Regions from separate parts of the Mus musculus genome. Here region 2 is linked to region 1. A link is a loop called in an ENCODE intact Hi-C map of the cell type or tissue named here. Cell type or tissue: left cerebral cortex. All regions are shown on one strand.

What was found. Peaks named below come from ENCODE experiments on the same cell type or tissue, not always from the same donor. Only the 100,000 strongest peaks of a DNase experiment are listed, where the experiment ranks them.
Region 2: a loop joins it to region 1, with 2.2 times the contacts of the local background. A loop is called at or near these places in 2 of 42 quality-filtered maps.

The regions. Positions count from the first base shown.
Region 1 is chr2:136,613,062-136,621,061 of GRCm38, forward strand. The region is part of intron 2 of Gm32659 (a long non-coding RNA gene); the gene reads right to left. Among named protein-coding and RNA genes, the nearest start is that of Ankef1, 85 kb to the left of the region's middle. In left cerebral cortex, no CTCF peak of the experiment used is centred here; DNase peaks (open chromatin) are centred at 3,363 and 4,333.
Region 2 is chr2:136,666,320-136,674,319 of GRCm38, forward strand. The region is part of intron 2 of Gm32659 (a long non-coding RNA gene); the gene reads right to left. Among named protein-coding and RNA genes, the nearest start is that of Snap25, 43 kb to the right of the region's middle. In left cerebral cortex, a CTCF peak has its summit at 4,436; DNase peaks (open chromatin) are centred at 753, 3,031, 4,278 and 7,967; H3K27ac peaks cover 4,044 bases.

The sequences.
Region 1 (8,000 bases):
GGTATGATAATGAGGTTCTGTAAGGTACTGAGAGTATAACCAATCAGATGTGAGACATGCAAATGAGGTATGATAATGAGGTTCTGTAAGGTACTGAGAGAGAGTAGCCAATCAGATGAGGAACATGCAAATGAGGCTTAGTGCATAACCAATCCGGGTGTGAGACACGCCTCTCCTAGGCCTATAAAAGCAGCACCAGTTCTGGGCTCGGGGTCTTTTCGCCTCTACAATCAAGCTCTCCCAATAAACGTGTGCAGAAGGATCCTGTTGCAGCGTCGTTCTTCCTGGCCAGTCGAGCGCGCGCAAGACTAGTTGGTGGAGTCAGTTCCAGAAACCGAAGCAAATGCAAATTGTCAGGTTCTTCTAGGGTAAGAAAACTTCATGTATGCAGGAGAAGGAAGAGACTCACTCATTGTTGACACCAAAGCACAACTGAAGTTCTCTTAGCCATTACAGGGTACTCATATACCCTGGCTGAAGACTTAACAGTTATTTACTTAAAACCAGATCAGAGAGCATGGAATCTAAAGAAAGAAAGAAATCTCTCACCCTGGACTGAGTCTTAGCTGCTAGTAGATTAACCTGGGAAACTCCAGTATAAATTCAGATTGGGAAAGCTAAGATACCCATATAAAACCTGTTTTTGTACTAATGTTCTTCCAAAGGAGTGGAAGAATAAATTAAATATTGGTAGACATAAAGGTAGATAATAAGAATCATTGACACACAGCTAGCCAGAGACACTATTCAGTAAAAAATACTAAAACAGATCGAGAAAGGAGGTTGGGCATAGTGACAGAATGAATACACTGAAATGAATTAAAGGAAGCAACACAATAGTAATTCGGACAGAACTTCATTAAATGAAAAGAGTCTGACAGAAAAAAAATATCCTAAGAGCAATAGTTAAATAGCAAGAAGAAATTAAAATCATTCATCCAGAATTGAGATAATGGACAAATGAGCTTGATTTATTGCTGGCTATTTATTTACTGCTGACTATTGATAAATTTGATTTACTGTTAGCTATTCTATCTTCTTCCATAAGAAAATAGAATTCAAATATATTGGTATCAATTTAAGTATACAGATAAAGGAAGTGTCCTGTGACTTATATAGGGTAGTGTGATTTTGAGTTACTTGGGAGGAAGCCAAATATATTAAATCAATTTTAAGAATTTGTATGCTTAGGAAAACATTAAAATTTGAAACTTCCAGACAGGAAGACAAAAGGAAGAGGAGGAAGAAGAGTAAAGGGAGGAGGAAGAGGAGGAGGAGGGAGCTAAATAAAGAAAATGAAAACATGTAACATAAAATAAACCCAAATAAAAGAATAATCAAAATAAATATAAAAGTTTTGACCATTCCTCTAGGAAGATTACCAGCCTAGATTTTTCAACATACTAATACGTTTTCCAATGGCTGTACCTAAAATATGACTCAAAAAGGTTGAAACTAAGGAAATGGAAAATGAAAGTTAGTCTTTTTTTAAGATATTTTCTTTATTTACATTTCAAATGTTATCCCCTTTCCTAGTTTCCCTTCCAAAAATCCCCTATATTAACATGATAATTTAAATATTCAATGACATTGAATTCAAGCCAAACAACATAAAAAGAAACTTTATGTAGTAATGAAAAGAACAGTCCTTTATTTGAATGGCTAACACTCTGACTTGAAATATAAAGAAAACCTTACAAAATTATGAGATAAAATTGAAAAGTCTACCATCCCATTCAAGGTTTGAAAATATCTACATGAAAAGCCAATGTAGTCAGAAGAAAACATCCATTTCTAGTCTAAAAGCACACAAACATTAAAGCTATTTATAGCTAAAAACAGGTTGCAAAGATGTACACTGATTTTACCCAGGGTCACAAAGTTTGTCTGAGTCAGATACAGGATGAAAATTTCCAGCTCCTATGACTAACCCCCATGCCTATACCATCTTACAATAAGCTAGAAAGGAGAGGTTTTGCATTTGTAGACATGGCCAGGCATTTTTAGGCCCATGGGGTAGTGCTAATGAGACATGTCTATATTATCATCATGTTCACATTTTGTGGGTCCCAGTTGCCTTTTCAATAAGCTTTTCCATGTCTTTGTGTATCTTGCTGCTAATTATCCATCTTTGATTCTATTTGAAGAAGCACTCTTGATCCCCTGGGGTGTTCAAAGTTCTTACCCTTTATATCTTTATTGTGATTTGGAACTGAACTGTTCTTCAAACTCCATATCCTAAGGGTGTGGTCATGAGTCTATGACACTACTGAGAGATGATGTTAAACTTTTAGTAGATAGTGCCTATAGTAGGAAGTGAGGTGGCACGGGTATGGCTTAAAGAAACAAGAACCCTGTCCTCCTTTCATCTCTCTCACCCTTACTTAGGGAATCATTCTACTACATTCTTTTACATGGGGTTAGTCAAAGGAGCTTGGAAATGATGGTCAGTCTTGCCACAAGCAACAGGACAAACTAGATATATATTAAAATCAGTTTCAGAAATCCACACAGTCTGGAAGAGTGCTCAAGTGGTCTTTGTTTGTGGACTGGGCGGTGTGGGAAAAATGAAATGTCAGATTCTTTACCTGTAATCTTCACTTCCAAGTTTGCCTGGACACCTGGCTGAGGTTGAAATTCTGCTGGGGATTTATTTTTCTGTGCTCTATGCCTAATTTCTCCCAAGAATATATTCTCAATAGCTCCAGCTATACCTGAGCTCTTAACTTGAGAGATTTGTATCTGTTATGTAAGTTTCCTCTGAGACAGAAACATTCCATCCTTCAGGATGCTCCTCCAACAAGGAGCTCCTTCCTCCATCAGCTCAAAATGGCTTCAGGAAGTTCCTGAAACTGACCAGACTCATTGGTTGCCCCTTTTTGCCAGAGTAAGCTATAAAAGCAGAGAGTTCTTCGCAAAAGAACATGGCTGAGTTACAAAAAAGACTCAGGCCAGACCAGCTGCCAGCGAGAGAAGCAGAAATCAACTGACCTGCCTGGAAGAATTTTAGGTCAGAGTCACTTGAAAAGGACATTCTACAACCTATTGAGCTGCCTACAGGTGGAGCAATATGTTCCGGGTTTCCAAGCATTTATTTGCTGTTACCCGTGCTAGGGTGGGCTTTGGTGGTGTAACTGTTTTTTAGTCTTCTGATCCTGTAATTAACCTCTTACCCATACTCCTATAAATAACCCAAATAAAAGTTGTCATTCACCAAGATGAACTTTGATGGCATCCATACTTCAGTCTGCAGTGAGTAGACGTGCAGCATCTCCCTAGGAAAAGCTTTTGTCACACAGGAGCATCTGGACCACACTAACATGAATTTAAAAGAACAAAGAAAGTAGGACATGGAGCTAGGGAAAACATAGTTTGGTGGCTGAGATGTTTTTTCTATTCTATCTTTGGAGACTTCCAATTTTACTGGGCACTGGAAATTGTATGTATAGAATGTCTGCAAGCAAGGTAGAAATAAACCTACTACAGAAGTAGACTTTGGGTAAAATTTTAACTGAACAGCACAGCTTTCTGTCCTCAGCAGAAACTTATTGAGATCAACATTAGGCAACTCCAGAAAATTCTTAGTTTACAGTTCTTTAAGGTGCTATTTCTCTTTCATTCTTTCTCCCCCTCCTCTTCCTTTTCTTCCTGTTCCTCCTCTACTTTTCCTCCTTCTCCTCCTTGCCCCTCCTCCACTTTTATCCTTTTTCACCCTCTATCAAGACAGTCTTCCATCCCATCTTGGCACCTAACATGCAAAGAAAACTTTCTCTGGGCCATAGGTCATCATGCAAGCAACTGCTTAGATTTCCCAATTGGTTTGGGGCATTTTTCTTATTACCTTTTTGCTTGTTTTTCTATAGTGGGATTTTATTCTGTAAACATTAGATAGTTGAGCTAACTTCAAGTTTATGGGCTTGCACCACCACACTCTAATGATTTATCATATGCATATGTGTGTGTAATATCACCCATCCACCCCTCTTTCCCATAATTTATCCAATTTTTAGCCTTTAGCTTGTATCCTTCTTTGTTGGGTTTTATATAGAAATTGAAGGCCAACCTAAATAAGGGAAAAAAATCCCATTGCCTACTGTGATTTACAAGGATAATCATATAGTAAAATACTTGCAATTTCTTCAGTGCATGCTGCATGCTATTTTGCAGGAAAAAAAAAAGAAAAAAATCAAAGTTCTACTCTGAAGATTAACATCCTTAGACTCTCATGACTAATAACTGCGTAAGCCTTACCACAAACAGATGAAAGATCAGGTGAGTCAGACATGAGCTCAGACCTCCTAGGTAGAAAAAAAAATCACAATCCTTTCTGAACTAGATTTGCTGGCCCTGGTTCTAGCGCTGGAGAACCTTGTTCTTCTCCACCTCTGCCCTGATTAGATGAGAGCTTAAGGCACTAATGCCTATCCTTAGCCTGCTTATTTCCCCTGCAGATAATACCTGATACTCAACATATTCCCAGCCTCCCAAACCTGCCATTTTCCCCAAAGACAGAGACGAGGATTCTTCCCTGAATTCAAATTTCTTAGGCTTCGAAATCATGCCTTCCCTCTGTCAGCTGAAACATATTTCCCAGAATTAGAGCCCAAGACAGGGAAAATCTGAAACACATGATTTATTGAGAAAGGGAACTTAAAGCACATTTAATAGAGGGAGAAGGGGAGGAAAAATAGGAAGTGTAGGGCAAGAGTCATGTGAATATGTGTGCCCAGGGAAAATCTAAACTTGGTCTCATCCAGAAAAGACACGACAGTATAAATCATTAATCACAATGTCACCCCTGTGGTGCACACCTCAAGGCAAAGGAGGTGTCACTTTGACTCTATCAGTTAATCATTGCTATAGGTTTGGATGGGGGAAATGTAGGAATTGTGATCTAGGCATCAACTTAGGTCCCTTTGAGGTCCTCCATCAGCCTTCAGAAATGAAGACTCACTCAAATATCTACTACCATCAAAACCCCGGGTTCTAAACACAGAGTATGAGGTGGGGGAGAAAATCAGCATTCAAATTCCCTTTTTTGCTAATCCCACCCCCTGATTCTGGACTCTGCTGGAGTCCCTCACTCAAGCTATCCAACCCCAGATACTTTATCTTTACATACAGGCAGGATCAACCACATGGGCGCCTAGCCCTTTATTAGTCTTCTAAATCTTTGTTGACAGTTACCAAGACTCCCCAGGTGCAGCACAAAAGTCAACAAGGAAATAAAACAGCAGCTGGTTTATTCCATGGGGATAAAACTCCCTGCTTGAGTAGCATCTGGGTATGTGCCCACAAACCTCAGGGCACTGCTAGTCCCCAGGGCTCAATGAAGCTTCCATTTTAATCTCTTTTCCCAGCCTGTCTGTGTACACAACACTTCTCCACATCTTTCAGCTCCTTTGTACCACTATGCCTTAGGGAGCTACGGCAAAAGTGAGCAATGAACCTGTTCTACCAACTTTGACAGCCTGGAAGGCAGACATTTGATCCAACTACTTGCTGCTACCTCCAACAATCTCTTGGCAAAACCTCTACCATCTCTTTCTGTTGTTTCCTTATTCCAAGGCTCATATCATCTGATGTTAAACCCCTTATTGTAACAACCCCAATAAAACTCTCTAACCAATCTTATCATAAACTAAAAAGTATTCAAAGGAAGCCATGCAGAGGGCCTGAGAAAAATATGCTCCCCATTGTCACTCCTGCTTGCTCATTTAGGGTATGGTGTTTCAAACCACATTTTATGGCACAAAGGTTAACTATCCTATGAGGGTGACAGTTTTGGGTCCTATTTGTGAAAACTGCTTCATTGCTGAATGATCCAAAGAAGCAAGAGATTTAAGATCTCTTGCATCAAATTTCTCCTGTCAAAGAATGGTACCTAATACATAATTGCTGTGAGACTGACAATAAGCAATCTCTGCATTGTGGCATTATTAAACATTAGTTCTAATTCACATTCCATCCAATGAAAATTCTTTTGGATGGAAAGATGTAGGTCTGTTTGTCTCTGACATCCTATTATAGTTCATTAAAATCCTATCCATTAGGTAGATATGTAGTGAAAGAAAGAAACAGAAGAAAGCTCATGAGAAGTTGTATGTGGCATATTCTACTGAATAGTCACAGAGCCACAACTAGGTAGAGAAGAGTCTAAACAATGTAGTCTAGTTGTGTGCCCAGAAAAAAAAAAAAAAAAAAAAGGAGAAGTGGACCAGGAGCCAAACAGATAGGTTGAAGAATACCAGCGCCCCAAGATGGGCTGAGCATTGTCTCCAGACTGAAAAACATAAGAGATTTAGAGTAGCCACAGGGGTAGAAGAAACCAAGAAAAAGCAGGTCTGGTTCCAAAGATTGGTGATATGTAGAAAACCTCTCTGTTCTATTTCTGATATGTCCAAGAAGTACACCTGTCTGATGAATACCCTGGAGGAGACAGTGTAGACAGAATTAAGACAGAAATAAAAGGAACAGAGAAATGTTCACCCAAGAAGGAGACAGTACACCCAAAGAAAAGTCAGAGAGTCGGATTGTGAATGTAGACAGGATATTGCATAGAAATGAGTAGAACTCACAAACAAAACAAAATAAAACAAAACCAAAAACAAATGTTCAATCTGATCTTTAACCATAACAACCATTGTGCAGATCATAGAGAGCACAAACCTTCGTTAAAATTACTTCATAGAGTTACCAAACCCTGGAACAATTACAGCAGTCAAAGAGAAGATCTTGACACCACGTTAGAGTTAGGAATTTCAAATAAATAATGCTGAAGCATCCATTTATTAGGGACCCAAGGTAGCATGATATACTTAGAGAACTGGTTATTTGCACATGTCCGTTTCAAACTAGAACAGAGTGGACTGTGTTGAACCACCTCCTATGCCTCCCTTTCCCTCTCCCCCTCCCACTACCCTCACCCTCCCCCTTCCCCTTCTCTCTCCCCGTGTGTGTGTGTGTGTGTGTGTGTGTGTGTGTGTGTGTGTGTGTATACATGTGCATGTGCATTTAATTCTATCTGCAAACACTATGTTTTTAAACCTTACATTAGTGTCCTGGCGACATTAGACTGTTGTAAGTAGCTTATCTAAAGTACTCAGTACTTCTGTTGATGGCACATTAATCCAGTCTTGCAGCATATTATCACAAAAGCAACCTAAGTCAAGAAACAGTCCCTCTCCATCTTCATCTTATAGAAAATAACAACCTGACCCTTGCCTCTAAAAACACATGCTTCCCCAGCTCAAACATGGCAGACTCCTAATTCTGGGCCTCCATGTCTCTTCATAGAACTTGACAGGGCTTTCTCAGCTCAGTTTTAACTAAGGTCAAGGGTATTTACCTATATTTTCAATGTTTGATCAGTGTGCCTGCTCTGAGGTATTTCTGAGGTAATTCTGTTTAAGTAACTGAGTCATTTCCTTCTAGTCAGAGCTCACAATTGATGGCTCAACACGGAGTGGGCGTGTGCTATTGCAGGTCGTTCTGTCCTTTGTCTCTCTGTGATTTGGTGTGCCCTGATGGATCTCTGGCTATGCTCATGCTCCTTCCTGTGTCTTATACATTGTTCCTATAGATTTTTGTGTAGCTCATTCCGGCACAGTAGATAGGACCTAAATCCCAGTGCTTCCAAAATCCCAGTGCTTTATCTAATATACTAGGTACCTCTTTCACCTCCACCTTGCTCTGCTTTCTTTCTGATCTCAGTGTGTATCACTCTGCTACTGTAGAACATATTCATTGGCACTCATTATTTTCCCATGCCCTGTGTGGATAAACCTTATAAGGGAGTTGTTTTGTGTTATTCACTGTGATAAGGCTGGGATCATCGGGACCTTAATATTTGCTTGAACTGGCACTATGTTCTATCTGTTCTACTGCTATCTGTCCCTTAGGAATAAATGAATAAAAAGTTGACAGACACACCTACAGAAAAGCTGGCATCAGGCAGCCTGTGCTCCCCATAATGGAATATTATAAACAATGCATCAGCC
Region 2 (8,000 bases), 53 kb after region 1:
AGGAAAGGATCCAGTGTTTGTACAATGCTCCAATCCCCCAATAATTAGAAACTATTGGGGTGACCTCTTCTACTCACAGATTTCTGAATCTACTAATCACAGATTTACTCCCCCAAATAGTATATTTAGAAAATATTACCTCTAAATATGAGCCAAATTGGTGAATTTATAAAAGGTACTGTATGTTAAAATGCCAGCAATATATGAGACTAGCACACATCCTCAGAGTAGACTACCAGTGTTGCCTGGTAATCAAACAATACCCCACCCCCCAGCCCCCACCCCAGGACAATTTAACTCATGAAAACATTCACCTGGATCCCAGACCACCTGGACTGAGAAAGTAAGGCCCTGGTCCCTGAAAGGTCACCTAGTTTGGAGTTAATAACTCCATGCTAACTCACTTGGTCACCATCACATGGCCTGTATAATACCATTTGTTAATTCTGAGCGTTGATGATTTTACATATGAAGGGGCCACACATAGCTATTCTGTTTCCAAGGATGATTTCAGTTGTAAAATGCCACCTCTTACCTGCAGCTTTCTGTTTTCTTAACTTCTGTAGTAGTGATGCATGCATGTATTTGAAGTATTTTCTTTATAATTACTTTGAAAGTTGAACATAGATGCTTTGTACAACCTTTTAAATGTAAGGCTTGACAGTAAATTGGAAGAAAAAAGCTTATCAAAGGAAGCCAGTCTAGTACCATTCTTGAATTCATAAAAGTGGGTGTGAAAATTGAATGTCAGAGGCAAAAAGCCAAGAGCAGATTGAAGCTCGTAAAACTCCAAAAGCTATAAACCATTTTAGTGATAAGCTAGAATAGAAGACTATAGAGTGAATGGGAACTTGGAGAGTAAGTAGGGCTCTTATAGAACCTATAAAAATCCCCACAATGGTCCTTGGAGGAAATTGAAATCCAAGGGTTGTTATTTAATAGCTAAATTTCCCCTTAGCCAAATGTGTCTGCAGACATGTATTATGTAACATAGGAAGTATATGGGTTTTTTTGGTTTACAATGTGGAGCAACTTAACATTCTCCAAATAAACTTTTCTTTACAGTATTTCTTTTGCCAGTCATTACCTTAGCCCTCATGAATAGAAAGATGACTTTGGTATGTCAGCTTTCAAGGAGTTTGCGGACTTACATATCTCTCTGTCATTTAGATTCAGTCCAGGTCCTTGCTTCTACTGAAACCTCTGACTTCTTTAAGAATTCCCTATCCTCACTAACGTCTAATAGGCTCAGAAAGCTCCCATCTCATGGCCTTTGTATTTGCTAACCATCTGCTATCTCCATACTTAGCTGACCATCTCTTTCATATGACTTGGATCTGAAGTCAAACATTAAAACTGCTTTTCTTAAAATAAAATTCTATAGCTTTTAGACAAAAGCTAACACATTTTTCAAGAGTATTTCCTAATTTTCCAATACCGTAATTTTGAAAGCATCTCTCAGCTTCTATTTGCCTTTAGTCTTCCTTCCCCCAATATGAAGAAAGTTCCATTAGAGGAGAGTCTTTAGTGAATTATAGGCACTCACATACAGTGCCCAAATCAGTGTCTGGCATACAGCAGTTTACTCAGTACATTTAAATTGTATTATTATTTATAAATGAATAACATGTCTCATATTCTAAAAATATTTCAAAATAATTACTAAGGTTTTGTTTATATGCTCTCAAGTATTAGCAAAGTCATAAAATACAGGGTGAATTGGAAAATCAAGAAAGAATCCGTGAGTCCTGATTGTTTATGTGCCTTCTATGCCCCTTAAATAGAGGAGGATTCATAGAAATTGTTACTAGTGAGAATGAGAAGGATGCACAGGATTCTTCAAGGTAGGTAAGAAGAGAAGGCATTCCCAAACTGTCGTGAGGAAAAGCGCAAACAGATAAGGTACATAAAAAGTTACTAGAATGTTGATTAATGGGAAAATAATAATCTATACTGTGACTGGGGCAGGGGTGAGGAGACTAGAGCTTATCCTGGAGGAGGCAGTGGTTAGAAAATAAAATGGCTGAGGCCATTTTATAGAACAGCCAGTCTGATCACAGTGTAAAAAATATGGACCTTTGTGGGTGAGGGGCAATGAACAGTTGGAAATTGTGGCAGATCATGTGCTCAATAATTGGTCATTGTACTGTAGAGATAAGAGAGAATTCATATCTTTTAGTAAAACTCTACATAAAGGAATTTAAATTTAAAATATAAACATTAAAGCAGATGAAGTACCCACACTGAATATAAATAACTACTTGAGAGATAGATGCAGGAGAATTGCTGCAATTTGTGGCAAGCTTAATCCAGCCAAAGAAATATTGGTTTTCTGAAGGTGATGTCTTAACAATTCATCATTAGTTGCCTTAGGGAAAATTTTTTAGAGGCAGGAAAGGTACGATATTTTATTTATAATATAGGAAATGTTTGGACTACACAATACTAAATAATAAGATAAAGATAAAAATACTAATATAAAATAAAGATATTATGGAGAAAATACAGGTGCTTGTGAGATAGCATAAGGAAGAGGAATAAAATTAGGAAAAGGTTCTCCATCCTTAGATGTGTCTGTATATTTCATGCCTCTGCTTCAGGAACTGCCCTTCTGTGAGATGTTCTATGCTGAGCAGTTCCTCCCACATCCCTATGGACAAACAGGCAATTCTTTGGTCATCTTTGATATCTTGATGATATAATTGCCAAAACAGCTTGAAATTTAAAATATCAGAACTAATCCATCTGCTTTAAGTTATAGTAATGCTATTATAGTAAGGGTAGAAACAGCTCCAAACTAAGGGAGAATAAATTTTAGTTGTGAAACTGAAGAATTAAGATGAGACACTAAGTAACAAGAAAATCAGATGCAAGCAAGGCCACCATGTTCATCCTCCATCAAGCTCAATTGGGGGAAGCCTAGGTCAAGCAAGGACATTGGCGAGAGAAGACAGCAGGCGATGGTGTCAGATGGCCTGGTCCTTCTAGAAGCTATGCACATCCATTTGAGGAGGAAGTTGAGTTGCAAGAATTGGCTTCCATTCAGCAGAAAGAAGTTGTGGGAGCCAGGAGGCAGAAAGATGTCTACCATCTGGAGAAATTGCAGAAAGGAGAATTGGAAGTCATACAGATCAGGGGTGGGAAATGAGAGAAAAAGCGAGAGGCTATCTGGCAAGGAGTCTTTGGGTAGGGTTAGATCCCCTCTTTTAATGCTAGCATACAACATGCAGTCTTCACAGCAAGGAACTTCAGGAAGGGAGAGAAAGTCATTCCAATTCCAAGTCTTAGTAAAGCTATGATTTTGAAATGACATTTAGAAGAGCTGTGTTTTAGCATGTAAACATGCCTCATGCTTTACAATTCTAAAGTCTTTAATATTCATTCTACAAAGTACAAGGGACATATAATGTTCTTTGGAGGTAAAGAAAATTATGGTTGATTTCTCAAGATTCAGAATTTTGTATTGGAAAAATCAAAACGAGTAGGAAGTCCCTGAAGCACTGGCTGAGCCAAGAAGGAAGGCCAAGTGAGTCAGGGATTTTGGATAAGTTCAGTGAAATCTGATCCTCCTCCGATCATTTATTAAGTTTGTGATTTGTGGGAAAGTCCATATACTCTGCAAACATCAACTTCCTGTCATATTAACTGGGAATTGTACTCATGTGAAAGCTATTATGATGACTGAAATTTAAAAATAATTATGTTTAGAAATGTTCGAAGTCATGGTTTTGGTATATTTTGAAAGCTGAGTAATTATTATATACTTTTTGTATTACCAACATCTATGTTCTTAGTTGAGAAGAATTGCAGAGTTATTTGTTGACAGAGTTGTTTAGGATTGGCTTTTCTCTTACAGTCTTGTAGAGATACCATCTAAAGATTCAGCTGCAAAAGAGGGACAAAGTCTATGTCCATCTGGGATTTTGAGACTTTAGATAAAAGATGTAGACACTGACTTGGCAGGTAGGAGTAGGAGGTTCTTCTGACAAGTCTATAATAAATTCATTGTGTAGCTGTATTCATCACATGCCTTTTCTTAGTCCCTCTCTCTTCATCAGTAAAGATGGAAGAATTACAAAATCTCCGTGGTTCCTATGAATTTTATCATACCCTCATTCTGCACCTACTGTTTCAAATGTGGCACCTGTGAGCTGTAAACGACGTAATCCCCTTTGCCTGTATTAGAATTCACTGTGAATGTTGAATGTGCAAAGTGTGAGGATATGATCTTCCATGAGCAGGAGACGGGTTGCCCTCCTCAGGCTGCTTGCTCAGAACAGCCATTTGCTCTTCCTTTGGCTGGCTGCCTCTCCTGGTAATTTTCTGCTGCAGCTCTCTCTTTACCCCAGCCAGCAAGAGGAAAATGAATTCACCCAGCAGTCCCAGCCATCCCTTCTGATATTTCAGGAAGAGAACTCGCCAGGCATTTCGCTGTTAATTATCAGCAGCCTGGCTGCTGTGGCCCCCTGCTGTGCCAGTTTGAGAGATGAAACTCTTTACACTGCTTATTGGGCTCAGCTAAATAAATATTACCCAGCATTAGTGTTGTCAAAGATAACAGTCTGAATTCCATTCCCTGGAGGGGGTGTGGATAACTGAGTTTTCCATTATCGGTTTTCCTCCCTGTCCCCACGCCACACCTTTTAACACACTACAACTAATTTCTTTCTCTGCCCCCTGAACATTCAGTTGGCATCAGCGTGCTGAAGTCATAGCATAGTGCGTAAGGTCTGTAACATCAGCGATACTGGACTTAAGGGCTCCAGATCACTCACTCGTTTCCTATGCCTATGCTGTCAGCATTCACATTTCTTGACAAGGTTCTTTGAATTAGCACCACCTCAACCCTCCTAACCAAAAGTAAGTTTTGAAAGGCTTAGGTCAACTAGCTACTGTACTTGGGTTAAAGGTGGAAATATGACCCCTCTATAAGCCAATTATGGCCCAAAAGAATTAACTCCCATACTTCTTTAAGCTACTTAAAAAACAATTATTTTTTTTCTTTGTGACCAATTCTTTTTCTTTGTAACTGAATATTAAGCCATGAAAATACAGCCCTAAAAGCAATTATTTAGGGCTATTTTCAGCTATGAAAATTAAAAACTAAATTCTAAGAATGGATTCAAAACTCAGTAAGTAGGGGAAGGGATATGAAAAATAAACACAAGTCTGGCCAAAGCCTTACTCTGGCTGTTGGAGGAATACATGTCAATCTTTGGACAAGTCTTGAATCAGTATACTTCATTTATCATTTAAGTTTGAATTGGGGTTTCTCTTTCATTGACATTTAGGAAGCTGTTGCATGTGGTCCTCTTTCTGTGCCAGTTTGTAGCAAGTGCATGAGATATATGCCTATGTCCTTTTAGAACTTAACACTGTACTATTCTACCTGAATCCCAAGTCTCACTCCAGAAAGGCTAGAGAAGCTGGGTGCTATCTAGCTGTATGAGGCAACTCTCAACCAATGAAATGAGTTGGTAAATGAATGCTCAGGTTTCTGTTCTTTTGGGATAGGGCTAAGCTTAAGGGTTTTTTGTTGTTGTTTTTGACTGGGACTGTTAGAGGTTCTCAGTATGATTGACCCAAAATGGTTTAATCCTGATTGTCTGCCTTCCTTTCTGTCTCAATACTCTGCTTACGTATTGATTTGTTGGCATCATATTGTAACTAAGTTACTGCTACAAATGTTCTTGACTTTTATTATTGGTTAGATCTTCATAAAAACGTCAGTAGCAGAAGGTAATGGAAGTCAAAGTTACAAAATTCCTAGCTCAGCTACACAGCTCTTTATAGACCACTAGTTGTTCCTGTCATGATCCGATGGTCAACAGAGCTTATTGACCAGAATTACAAGATAGTAGCATTACGCTGTGGGTGGAAATTACAGCATGGTAACCTGGAGAATAGTTTATTTGGGTCTATAAGGACTTTATAAGAAAGGGAATATCTACTCATGATTTCTTACAAGTCCCCCTTCCAAGTATTGTTTACATGCCATTCACTGTCCATATTCAGTGAACTAATACATACATAGATGTGTTGTAAAACAATACCCTGGAAATGTAAACATTTCCATTCTGGCAGAAGGTTCCACAAGATTCAGAAAATTACAACTTGAAACATTCCATCCTAGAGGAAGGCTCATTTAGACATACAAGTATACAACTCACAAGTTTTAGGAAGTCTGTGAAAGTTACAAGATTCACAAAGACCTTTCTTCCCCAAGATTATTAAAGCAGTATAAAATGTTTAAGAGAGAACTCTCCAACTTGTTGAGATACCTGCAAGTTATGCAAAGAGCTCCAAGGTGACAATTCCTCATCTAAACTGAGGTACGGGTTTCTATAATGCAGCTGCCTTTGAGTCATCCATGTTTCCCTAAGTTACCCATCATCCATACTCCTGTAAGTAATCAGATAAACCCAATGATTTGTCAAGTTAGACTTTAGTAGAATTGTATCTTTAGTTTGCCATCCATGATTTATCTGGGATGAGCAGATGGTTTTTCATTTTTTTCCCAGGAAAGTCACAAAACAAGAGAAAAAGCTACGGACTGAAATCCCACTAAGATAGTCTCTCCTTTTGGTGCTAACAGTTCAGGGGTGGGAAGGTTTTATAAGAGAAAGAGAAGTAAAAGTACAAGCAAGCCAATGTGTAAAGAATGCTCATTAATCAACCCTCTGGCTTCCTTGGGGGAAATTAGCTGTCAAGATCCACTAAAAGAATTTCGCTGAAGCCAAGATTATTAATTTGGTGGTCCTGGAAGGTTAACGACAGACAGTTTTAATCTCTTGGTTTGTTTTCTTTCTTGAGATGATTCCCTCCTAATCTCTCTCCCCTACTCCATCGTGTGTGTGTGTGTGTGTGTGTGTGTGTGTGTGTGTGTGTGTGTGTGTGTGTGTTGTGTGTGTGTGTTGGTGCTGGCGTGTGGCTCTACATGTAACCTTGTCAGAGACCAGAGGTGAATCATATCATTCCCATGTTATTCCCTTGAGACAAAATCTATCCCCGAAACTCTGGTTAATCATGGTCAGTAAACCATTGATTTTCCTGTCTCTATCTCCCATAGTACTGAAGATGTATTAGGCATGGGCGGCAATGGCCAGCATCAGAATCCTGTGGACTCAAAATCAGGTCCTCATGCTTGCCCAGAAGCACTCTTAACCACTAACCCGTACCCCCAGTTCATATTTGGACATTTTAAGTGAAGTATGCACTTAAATATCAGAAGTTAAAGGTCCAAGTCTTACTGCATTCCTTTCCATTTTATAGTGCCTAAGTTCTTTTCCCAGAGCAGGCATGGCTAACAGGGCAATGCCATTGTACTCGTGTTAGAGATTATAATTGTAGAATAGCATCTAGAATTGATGGTTCTACCTCTTTATTTTAGTAATGTGAGTAGAGAAGGCACAAAAGTCTTAGATGGTGAAATGGGGCAGAATTTCAGTAGTATCTGATATATTCATTCTGTCACAGATGAGGAAATAGGCAAAGATCATTAAATGTTGGACTTAAGAGTTCATACCTAATTCTAGACAAAGTCAGAGCTTGACATCAACACTCTTTATTCTATAGTCCCTTCATACTACTCTCACTAATACTGGCTTTATTTTTCAAGAATTCTATTTTATTTTAAGCATACTCTGTAATTCATACATAATGGATATGTTTCTTTTTAGAAAACCTAAGGGTATACCACTGGCCTTGCCTGTATAGTTGAACTGGGAAAAAAAATACTTCCATATAATGAATTTTATCACTTGCACTTTGCAAAAACATCCATGCCTGGTCATTCCTTCTCAGGCTGAAAAGTCAAATTATACTGCAGTCCATTTGGCTTGATGCTTATCCTGGGTCACTTCTGGGCCTTAACCTGTGTTCTGGTGTAGTCGGGAAATTGCCAAAAGCCATATGGACTCCCCGGGCTACCTCCTGAATGAGATTGGATGGTACACACTTAGAAACTGACTCTCTCCAAGAGATGGAACAGATGGCACTTC